Linked DNA regions of Homo sapiens: region 2 is linked to region 1. A link is an interaction called in ENCODE POLR2A ChIA-PET data of the cell type or tissue named here. Cell type or tissue: A673. All regions are shown on one strand. Region 1 overlaps HSPA9 (heat shock protein family A (Hsp70) member 9). Region 2 holds the start of LOC124901078 (a long non-coding RNA gene).

What was found. Peaks named below come from ENCODE experiments on the same cell type or tissue, not always from the same donor. Only the 100,000 strongest peaks of a DNase experiment are listed, where the experiment ranks them.
Region 2: POLR2A ChIA-PET joins it to region 1 with 5 read pairs; 8 of 35 experiments call an interaction of 5 or more read pairs at or near these places.

What each region holds. Positions count from the first base shown.
Region 1 is chr5:138,565,961-138,570,960 of GRCh38, reverse strand. HSPA9 (heat shock protein family A (Hsp70) member 9) reads left to right here. Exons shown (of 17, transcript NM_004134.7): 4 at 1; 5 at 1,912-2,036; 6 at 3,239-3,312; 7 at 3,400-3,506; 8 at 3,798-3,960; 9 at 4,243-4,335. Among named protein-coding and RNA genes, the nearest start is that of HSPA9, 6.9 kb to the left of the region's middle. In A673, a CTCF peak has its summit at 2,299 (motif pointing right); no DNase peak of the experiment used is centred here.
Region 2 is chr5:138,489,327-138,494,326 of GRCh38, reverse strand. LOC124901078 (a long non-coding RNA gene) reads right to left here and starts at 1,999. Exons shown (of 2, transcript XR_007058953.1): 1 at 1,794-1,999; 2 at 1,002-1,065. RefSeq lists enhancers at 556-1,247, 1,942-2,634, 2,635-3,328 and a silencer at 1,844-2,483. In A673, no CTCF peak of the experiment used is centred here; a DNase peak (open chromatin) is centred at 2,166; H3K4me3 peaks cover 1,496 bases; H3K27ac peaks cover 1,936 bases.

The DNA of each region.
Region 1 (5,000 bases):
TGTGAGTAACAGCAAAAGTTTTTTGCAAAAAGCAGTTATTTGCAAGGGCCACACAGAAGAGCCTCAGCATGTTGATGAGGATCCCTGGAGCACCTTACTTTAGTAATTTTACTTATTGTCCCTAGGGGAAATCTGTACCACTGCCAAAAGGGTAATCCCTTTAAAAAATTCATTTTTGGCCAGTGCAGTGGCTCACACCTGTAATCCTAGCACTTTGGGAGGCCGAGGTGGGTGGATCACCTGAAGTCAGGAGTTCAAGACCAGCCTGGCCAACATGGTGAAACCCTGTCTCTACTAAAATACAAAAATTAGCTGTGCATGATGGTGGGTGCCTGTAATCCCGGCTACTCAGGAGGCTGAGACGGGAGAATCACTTGAACCCGGGAGACGGTGGTTGCGGTGAGCCGAGATCACTGCCACTGCACTCCAGCCTGGGCTGCTGAGACTCTGTCTCAAAAGAAAAAAATTCATTTTTGTCTTTACAGATTAGGTCTTTGCTATGTATTGACATGATACATGAAAATTTGCAAAGCATTCCTAAACCACATAGTTCAGTGTTGAATACATAAGGCAGAAATGGCATAGGTTCTATCATGTGTTGATCCAGTACAGAAAAAGACTTGATTTTTCTTTTTTCTTCCCCCCTCCCAATAGAAACGGGGCTCACTATGTTGCCCAAGTTGGTGTTGAACTCCTGGACTCAACTGACCCTTCCACCCCAGCCTCCCAAATTATTGGGATTACAGGCGTGAGCCACCATGCCCAGCCTGCCTTTTTCTAAAATAGACATACTAGAGGCTCGGTGGGGTGACTCACACCTGTAATCCTAACACTTTGGGAGGCTGAGGTGAGCTCAGGAGTTCGAGACCAGCCTGGACAACTTGGGGAAAAGCCACCTCTGCAAAAAATACAAAAAAGAGCCAAGCTCGGTGGTGCGCGCCTATAGTCCCAGCTACTAGTGAGGCTTGAGCGTTGAGGGGCGGAGGTTCCAGTGAGCTGAGATCATGCCATTGCACTCCAGTCTGAGTAATAGCAGTGAAACCCTGTCTCAAAAAAAAAAAAAACTAGAAGCATAGGTAGAGTTTCCTGTTGTATACAAAATGTTTTAGGCCTAGAGCAGTGGCTCATGTCTGTAATCCTAGCACTTTAGGAGGCAGAGGTGGAAAGACTGTCTGAGGCTGAGTTTAAGACCATCTAGGCCAACAAGGCAAGACTGTGTGTGTCTCTGTCTATATATATATAAACTAAATATTTTTAAAAATTTAAACAGCTTTATTGAGCTTGAGTAGAATATGAATTCTGTATGCATGGAGTTGCGTGGACCTCTATGACTGGCTTCTTTCACTTAGCATGTTTTCAAGGTTCATCCATGTTGTAGCATGTGTCAGTACTGCATTCCTTTTTATGGCCAAATAATACTATACTGTATGGACATACAGCACATTTTGTTTATCCATTTGTCAAGTGATGGACATTTGAGCTGTTTCTGCTTTTTGGCTATTAGAAATAATGCTGCCATAAACATTTGTGTACAAGTTTTTGTGTGGACATAAATATTTCCATTTGTCTTAGAGAGTAGAATTGCTGGATCATACAGTAACGGTTTCATCAAATTATTCTAAAGTGGCTGCAAAAATCTTCTGCCTGGGGCGCTAAATAAAGAATGTTGAGGTTTCATCATAATGTTTTTATATGTTAGTGATTGCTTTCTTTTTATTTATTTATTTCATTTTGCCTTGTAATTCTCATAAACCATGTTAGTGATTGCTTTCTAAAGAATTTCACAAACTGTCATTTGTTGGCCATGAATGAGTCTCTTGGGGTGGAAGATGGATGTTCATGGTATGTGGTAATTTTGTCATGGTAAGTTGTTCAGGTAGTTTTCTCTAATAGAATTTTTGTGTCTTACAGTAAAAATGTTCCCTTTAAAATTGTCCGTGCCTCCAATGGTGATGCCTGGGTTGAGGCTCATGGGAAATTGTATTCTCCGAGTCAGATTGGAGCATTTGTGTTGATGAAGATGAAAGAGACTGCAGGTGAGTGGGTTTAGTTCACATCTGGGAAAGTTCTAAGAACAATGATTCCTGTGAGATCACTAGCTCCCTGTGCTCCAGCTCCTGTAGATGAATCTGTGGTCCCTTTTGTATAGAAAAACTAGGAATGGCAAAACTGTGTTATACTTCATGCTTTCCCTGCAGATTGAATTAATCTTCAAATCTCACTAATGGTGGCTGGCTTGTTTCTTTTTTTCCAGTAGGGGGTAATGTTCTATATTGAAAGCCACAAGACTACACATTAAGCTTTTGTCCCTGTTAGGTATAAATTAGAACTTCCTATTTGAAGTGGCTGTTGTAAGTCTAAAGGTCATTGTAGTTTAGTGAACCTTCACTAAAATGTTGAAAGAGTGATCTTAGGGGTTTCTGTTTTTTGGGGTTTTTTTGTTGTTGTTTTTTGAGACAGAGTTTCACTCTTGTTGCCCAGGCTGGAGTGCAGTGGCACAATCTCGGCTCACCAAAGCCTCCGCCTCCCGGGTTCAAGCGATTATCCTGCCCTCTCCCTCCCCCCCAACGTAGCTGGGATTACAGGCATGCGCCATCATGCCTAGCCACTTTTGTGTTTTTAGTAAAGAGATGGGGGTTTCTTCATGTTGGTCAGGCTGGTCTCCAACTCCCGACAAATCAGGTGATTCATCCGCCTCAGCCTCTCAGAGTGCTGGGATTACAGGCATGAGCCACCGTGCCTGGCCGGCCGATCTTGGGTTTGTTTGTTTGTTTTGAGACAAGAGTCTCGCTCTGTCGCCCAAGCTAGAGTGCAGTGGTGCGATCTTGTCTCACTGCAACCTCCGCCTCCCAGGTTCAAACAATTCTCCCGCCTCAGCCTCCTGAGTAGCTGAAATGACAGGCATGCGCCACCATGCCTGAATAATTTTGTATTTTTAGTAGAGATGGGGTTTCTCCATATTGGTTAGGCTGGTCTCAAAACTCTCAACCTTAGGTGATCTGCCCGCCTCAGCCTCCCAAAGTGCTGGGATTACGAGTGTGAGCCACCGTGCCCGGCCTGATCTTGGGTTTTTAACCAGTGTATTTACTTGGAGTGTTTCCTGCAAGGACATATTAGGTCACTTACCAAAAGACTGAAGAATGTTGTCTGTGGCTGCAAAAGGATGACACAGGTTGTTGGGCTATATTAATAATTCTGTTCTGACAGAATTCCATGATTGAATTTCATTCTTTTCCAGAAAATTACTTGGGGCACACAGCAAAAAATGCTGTGATCACAGTCCCAGCTTATTTCAATGACTCGCAGAGACAGGTGAGGTCAATTAGCATTCTTATTCACAAAAAGTAAGGTGCCTGGGATGGAAGGGTACAAAAATGTTTTTCTCTTTGTTTTCTCTAGGCCACTAAAGATGCTGGCCAGATATCTGGACTGAATGTGCTTCGGGTGATTAATGAGCCCACAGCTGCTGCTCTTGCCTATGGTCTAGACAAATCAGAAGACAAAGTGTAAGTTTGTGCAGTAAATTTCTCACCTGGATGTGTGAAACTAAAGTGTCACTTAATTTTTTAGTAATTGAGCCTTTTACAGTGCTTTTACTGATTTTAAGTCTGTATTGTCTTTGTTTTTTCATTTCAAAACCATTCTTTTCTTTTCTTTTGGGCCATGGTAATTTAACTAGTACATATCTCAGGGAAATAGCTTAGATTATCTGTATTTGGTTATTGAAATTTATATCCTGGTGATAGGTTTTGTTCTTAAGGATTTCTTTTCTTTTTTTTTTCACAAATCATTTACAGCATTGCTGTATATGATTTAGGTGGTGGAACTTTTGATATTTCTATCCTGGAAATTCAGAAAGGAGTATTTGAGGTGAAATCCACAAATGGGGATACCTTCTTAGGTGGGGAAGACTTTGACCAGGCCTTGCTACGGCACATTGTGAAGGAGTTCAAGAGAGAGGTGAGTTACCAATGTGGTTAATATGTAGACGTTGGGATATTGAGAAATTCTTTGTTCAGATTGCTCTTTGCTTTGTTTACGAGTTCAGTTCAACCCCCTTATTCTAGACACAGATACTCTTTTCAGAATATTTTTTTTCCCTACACATTAAGGGTAATAAAAAGTAATTCATGCTTATATATAAAGGTATGACTCCATTTTGTGTTGTTCCACCTTATTACTGCAGTTTATTTATCACCTCACTAATGCTGGTGTTTGGTGTTCAATGTCTTCACTTTATAGACAGGGGTTGATTTGACTAAAGACAACATGGCACTTCAGAGGGTACGGGAAGCTGCTGAAAAGGCTAAATGTGAACTCTCCTCATCTGTGCAGGTGAGACACGGAAAATTCGAGCAGTCTTGATGGATATTTTCAGCCGGAGCTTATTTAAAATAAATAGTATTTTCTAATTGGCCTAATGTCAGTTGAGTTTTTTTTGTTTGTTTGTTTTTTCAGTTTTCTGGTTTCTAGAGACCTTTGCCATGAGCACAGGGACAGTAAGGTCTTTAGTTTCTTTATGAGCTGAAATTTTTTTAGCCACTCAAATCAGTTACATATACTGGAGCTAAATAATGTGTGAATGATGTGCTGGGTGTACTTGTTTGCCTTTCAGTTAAAGACATTTATTTTAAAACCTGCTCTGGCAGTGTTTAAAACTAGAATTACTAGCTTGGAAAAACTGCTGTCTTAACTGACAATATTAAATAACCTCTCTCCTTGTGAATTGGAGAGTCTCTGAGTGTCTTTTTTTTTTTTTTTTTTTTTTTTTTGAGACAGAGTTTTGCTCCTGTTGCCCAGGCTACAGTGCAATGGCGTGATCTTGGCTCACCGCAACCTCTGCCTCCTGGGTTCAAGTGATTTCTCCTGCCTCGACCTCCCAAGTAGCTGGGATTACAGGTGTGCACCACCATGCCTGGCTAATTTTTGTATTTATAGTACAGACAGGGTTCTGCCATGTTGGCCAGGTTGGTCCTTGGACTCCTGACCTCAGGTGATTG
Region 2 (5,000 bases), 77 kb after region 1:
TCTACTAAAAATACAAAAAAATTAGCCGGACATGGTGGCGCATTCCTGTAATCCCAGCTACTCGGGAGGCTGAGGCAGGAGAATTGCTTGAAACCGGGAGGCGGAGGTTGCAGTGAGCCAAGATCAGACCACTGCACTCCAGCCTGGGTGACACAGTGAGACTCCGTCTCAAAAAAAAAAGAATCAAGGACCCTGCACACAGAAGAGAATAAAAGCCCTACCCAAGCAGAGGCCTGGGGTTCCTGCAAATTCTGTAGCAGCCTACAGGAGCTCCCCTCACACCTTGCCCCTTGGCTAAGCTCAATCATAAATAGCTCACTGGTTTCCAGCCTGGGATCTCCCATCCCTGCAAGGAGCCCACCTCCTCACTCTGACTTGCCCTCCTCCTGGAGCAGGAAGGCGGGTGGCTGTCAGGGGCCTGAGAGGAGGGGAGGAGAGGGCAGGAAGCAGCATCACTAGGAGCCTGGCCTCTGTGGACTGCATTACCCACAATCCTAGAGCATAGATCTACAGAGAAGGCTGCTGGGGGCCTGCAGCCCTAAGTGGGAAAACAAGCCAAGAGGTATCCTAGGCTCTAAGTGTGCAGCCCAGATTCTGAGACCCAGTTTTTTCCCAAACCTACCTCCTGGACCTTTGAGATTCTCTCCATGCACCCTATTCACAGGCATTCAGCCAACCTGGGGCTGTGGAGACCCACAAGGCTCCTTAAATTTTGGATTTGCAGCCACTGTGTGTGTGTGTGTGTGTGTGTGTGTGTGTGTGTGTGTGTGTGTGTGTTGCGCCTGGAAGCCACTGTGTGTGTGTGTGTGTGTGTGTGTGTGTGTGTGTGTGTGTGTTGCGCCTGGAAGCCTGTGAGTGATTTTATTCTGGATCAAGCCCAGAGGCTGCTTGGCCCTAAAAGGCCCTTCTCTGACATATTCACCCACTCAGCCCCAAGCTCTGAGCTTTTCTTTCCCTGCCTTACCTGTGGCAGAACAATCACAGGCTCACAGGCGGGTCTAGCTGGCCACATGGGGACTTGCTTGTCTCCTCCCCAGCAGAAAGCTGGACTTTGTGACAGCTGTCCTGCTGGAACATGGGGGGAGGGGGCTCGGGAACTGTTGCTGGCAGCCCTCTGTGCTGAGATCCAGTCCCTGTTTGTGACCTTTCTCATGGCAGATCAGATCAGGGTAACCACATGGCTGGGCCAGGTTTGTTTCTGGAGGCGCTGTCGGGAGGGCCTGTAGGGGCTTGCTGGTTCTTTCAGTGGTGGATAAACCAGAGCTGTCAGGCTGAGCAGGAGAGGCCCTTCTGGGTGATGGGGGCACCCAGGGGCAGTGCTCAGCCCCAACTCACTCCAGGTGTACACTTGCCCCAGCTGTGGCTCCCCTCACCCTACCCCTCCAGCTTTCTCCTGCAGAGTCAAACTACTCAAGTAGGGTTGTGGGGTCATGAGCCTCAGACCACGGGGAGCCATAGCAGGTGGAGACGTTGGGGACCAGACCTAAAGTCAAAAATGACTGTCCAAGGTGAAAAGGGACTGCGGCAGGCCTGAAACAGGATCACTCAGATAACGACACTTTGTTAAGATCCTATGATCCTAAATCAGCTCAGCAGAGGCTGGTGACCTATGGGTGGGGGTGGGAAGGATTTCCAGGAGGCCAGAAGTCTGAACCAAGTAAAGGATGCGTAGCAGTTCTTTCTGCCAGAATAGTGTGGGAAGGGTATTCCAGGCGGAGGGGGCAGCTCGGCTGAAGCCAGGGAGGTACGAGAAGCGCAAGCGGGGAGGAAGAGAGATGTCAGGGAAGACCCACTTGTCAACTCTCAGGGGAGAGCGGCCGGCGAGGCTCGGAGGCCCGTGTGGCTGGAGGTCCCGGGCTGGGGCCGCTGAAAGACCTCCGGCAGGGCGTGCTGTGCTCCGGGCTAGGGGAGAAAAGCGAGGCAAAATACGAAACCAGCGGGGACCAGCGGGACCCCCAAGTCGGCCCGTCCCGCGCCTCCCGCGCCGGGCCAGGCCCCGCGTTCCCGTCCCTCCCGCCGCTGCCGCCCCCTCCTTGGCAGCAGGTCCGCTGGCCGCGGGCTCCGAGGTTGGGCGGGCCCAGCGGACCGGGCTCCCAGCCCGCGGGCCGCCAGCCAGCCGCGCCGGGAAGGAAGCGCCTTGTATGGGCCTGGGGCCGGGAGGAAGCGCCTTGTAGGGCTCGGGGAGGAAGCGCCATACATGGCGCGGGGCGGACGGGGGCGGGCCGGGGGCGGGAGCCCGCCCGGGATGGAGCCGTTTCCGCCGGAGCCTCTGCGGGCACCGAGCCTCGCAGCCGCGGGCGGGGCGCAGGGGCGCAGGGGCTCCGGGGTTCTACGCGGCCTCGACGCCTGCGGGCCCGGTGGGAATTCCAGCAAAGCCATGCACGATCTGTGGCCTTGGGTGCAGTGCCTTCGTCTCTGAGCCTCGGGCCCTCTCCGGAGGCTGGGGTGAAACGAGAGGCTGCCGGGGGGCCCGCGTGGCGGCCCCGGGCCCTCGCAGTTGCAGGCTGCAGGAGCGGTTTCCCAGACGCCGGCTGGTCGTGCCCCTTTAGCCTCTTCCCAGCCGTCTCAGGCCCGGGAAGCCTGTACGAAGGGCAGAATGAGGAGCGGACGGCTTCGGGAGAGATCTTTCCAGAAGAAAATAGGGCACCCTGAATGTGGAGTTTTCCTTTCCAGTTCAGACAGCGAGGTTCCAGCCCCAGCGTCTCCCCTTGCCAGCCGGGTGATGCTGGGACGGGTACTCACCTTCTCCTGAGCCTGTGTCCTCATCTCCTCCGTGAAATGGGAGTGAGAGTTCCTGCTGTGCAGGTTTGTGGAGATAATTAAATGAAATGGGGGCTGTGTCAAGTGCCTGACGTGGCGTAGGTGCTTCGGCAGTGCCAGCTCCTCAGTCCTCTGTGCCCTTTCCCTGTTCGGGAGTGGGGGCCATTCTCCCTGGAAGCCCTGCCCCTTGAAGGAGACGCTCCTCCTTAGGCATCTTGGGGCCTCCTCGCCAAGACTGGGCCTTCTCCATAGGCATGCCTGTGGCCCCACTGCCCCAGTGACCTGCCATGCCCTCTTCTATCTAACCCAGAGCATAGGTAACCTCCTAGACCATCCTGTGAAGGCAGAAAGAACCTGGGGGAAGTCGAGGTTCCCATCACAGCCAGAAACTGGTATCTAGGACACCGTCCCCTCCCACGCCTGCTGTCAGTACCACACCCACACATTTCACCAAGAGATGGGTATCAATCTCAGAGAAGCATTTCCCAATCCTCGCTTGCTGGCCCTGCCCTGCCCTCATCAGTCCTGCCCATCCCGGAGTCCCACTGAAATCTAACCTGAATCCTCCTGTTCCATCCTGCTGAGCAGCAGTCCGCAGTCCCTGATAGATTCCAGGCAAGTTTGTGGACACACAATAGATGCATGTCACCCACAGCCTTGTTTCCTTTCATCCCTGTCAGGCAAGGAGGCTGTCGTTGGCATGGTAACTTTCCCTGTAAAAGTTGCAGCCCTCAAGGATGTTTTTCAATTCCAGCAGGGACACAGCTCCTTCCCGACATTGTAGACTACGGGGTGACATGTAGATGTGTCATTCTGGCCTCCCCCGGAATGGGGACATGGAGCTGGCAGCACAAAAGGATGGGTTCGTGGAGGGCAGCAAAAGGCTTAAGGGAGATGTCGATTGGATCTCTGAGGAACAGGTTCCTTCTGCCCTGTGTTCTGATACTCTGCCACCCAGAGAAACCAGTTCTGAGGCCCAGAATATTTCGGGAGACTCTTGGGATCTCATAGTGAAAGATAAACACATATCTTCGCTAGAACCAGGCCCCTGACAAATAGCATGATGCCCAGGGCTTAATTCCATAGAATAAGCTGATAAATCATAAAGCCTCCAAAATCCAGCGATTTCCTTTCTCTTCGATTCCTCTGTGGAATAAATGAATATTTATTAGCCATCTCCCGTGTCCCAGCTTCCCATACATCATTTCAACTAATTCTCTGCACAGTTCCTATGAGGGACGTATTACAACATTCATTTTGCAAATAGGGAAACTAGAATTTGGGGAAAGATCTTAAGCACCTTGACCAAAAATCACACGGCCGTGGAGTGGCAGCACCAGGGCTGGGACCCCATTCTTCAGAGCCCAACCCCGTACCTTTTCCACTAGTTCTGTGTTCCTTTATATTTGCTTCTGTGCTACAGGTAAAGATAGTCTTCCCCGCAGGCTCCAAGGCACTGCCTTTCTAGGGAGTCCTCAGCAAGGAAAGGTGGCATCAGCATCTGCCTCTGGGCCCATGTGTTCCTGTGTGGCCCTGCCTGGCACTGCAGCAGCCCCAGCAGCCCCAATCCAGAGGCTTCTCCCTGCCAGCTGCCTTGTCTCCGTCATGGAGTTTCCCCGGCAGAGGGCAAGCGGAGGGAAAGTGGTTCCCAGCTGCCAGCTTCATCTAGGCAAAATCACTTTTGAGCCAGCCCTGGCTTCCCTCAGTCCCTCCAGAGGAGCACATTCAGCTCCCCCGCAAAAAGGAGGCGGGGAGAGACACAGAAAAGAAGGGAACTTCCATGTCTTTCTCTCCCTGGCTGGGAAGCACTTGGCTTTGGGCTGCCACTCATCTTGTAGGTGGGGAAGATTAATACTGATCCTCTTGAGTTACAGAAGTCTCTAAAATGAACCCTTGGGCAGAGCTTTGTCCAAGAGAGATGCTCGTGGAAAGCCCTGGGTCTGAGTGCGGTGGGAGGGGAGACGCAGGTCTCAGCAAGGACAGAGACCCCTGGATCTCCTCCTGCTCTCCCACGTGCTCTCTTCTGAGTGCATTCTTCTGTCCAAAAAGATAAGAAGGGTCATTTCCTGGCAAATGGAACAGGGTCAGGGAGAAAGCAAGAAGAGGAGGGAACTATCGGGTTTTGACCTTGAGCAAAACAGGGAAGGTGTTGATAGTGTTAATAGTTAACATTTACCCACAGTGTGTCAACCACTCTTCATTTATTATCTCATTTAATCCCCCCTCAGGTAATCCTACTG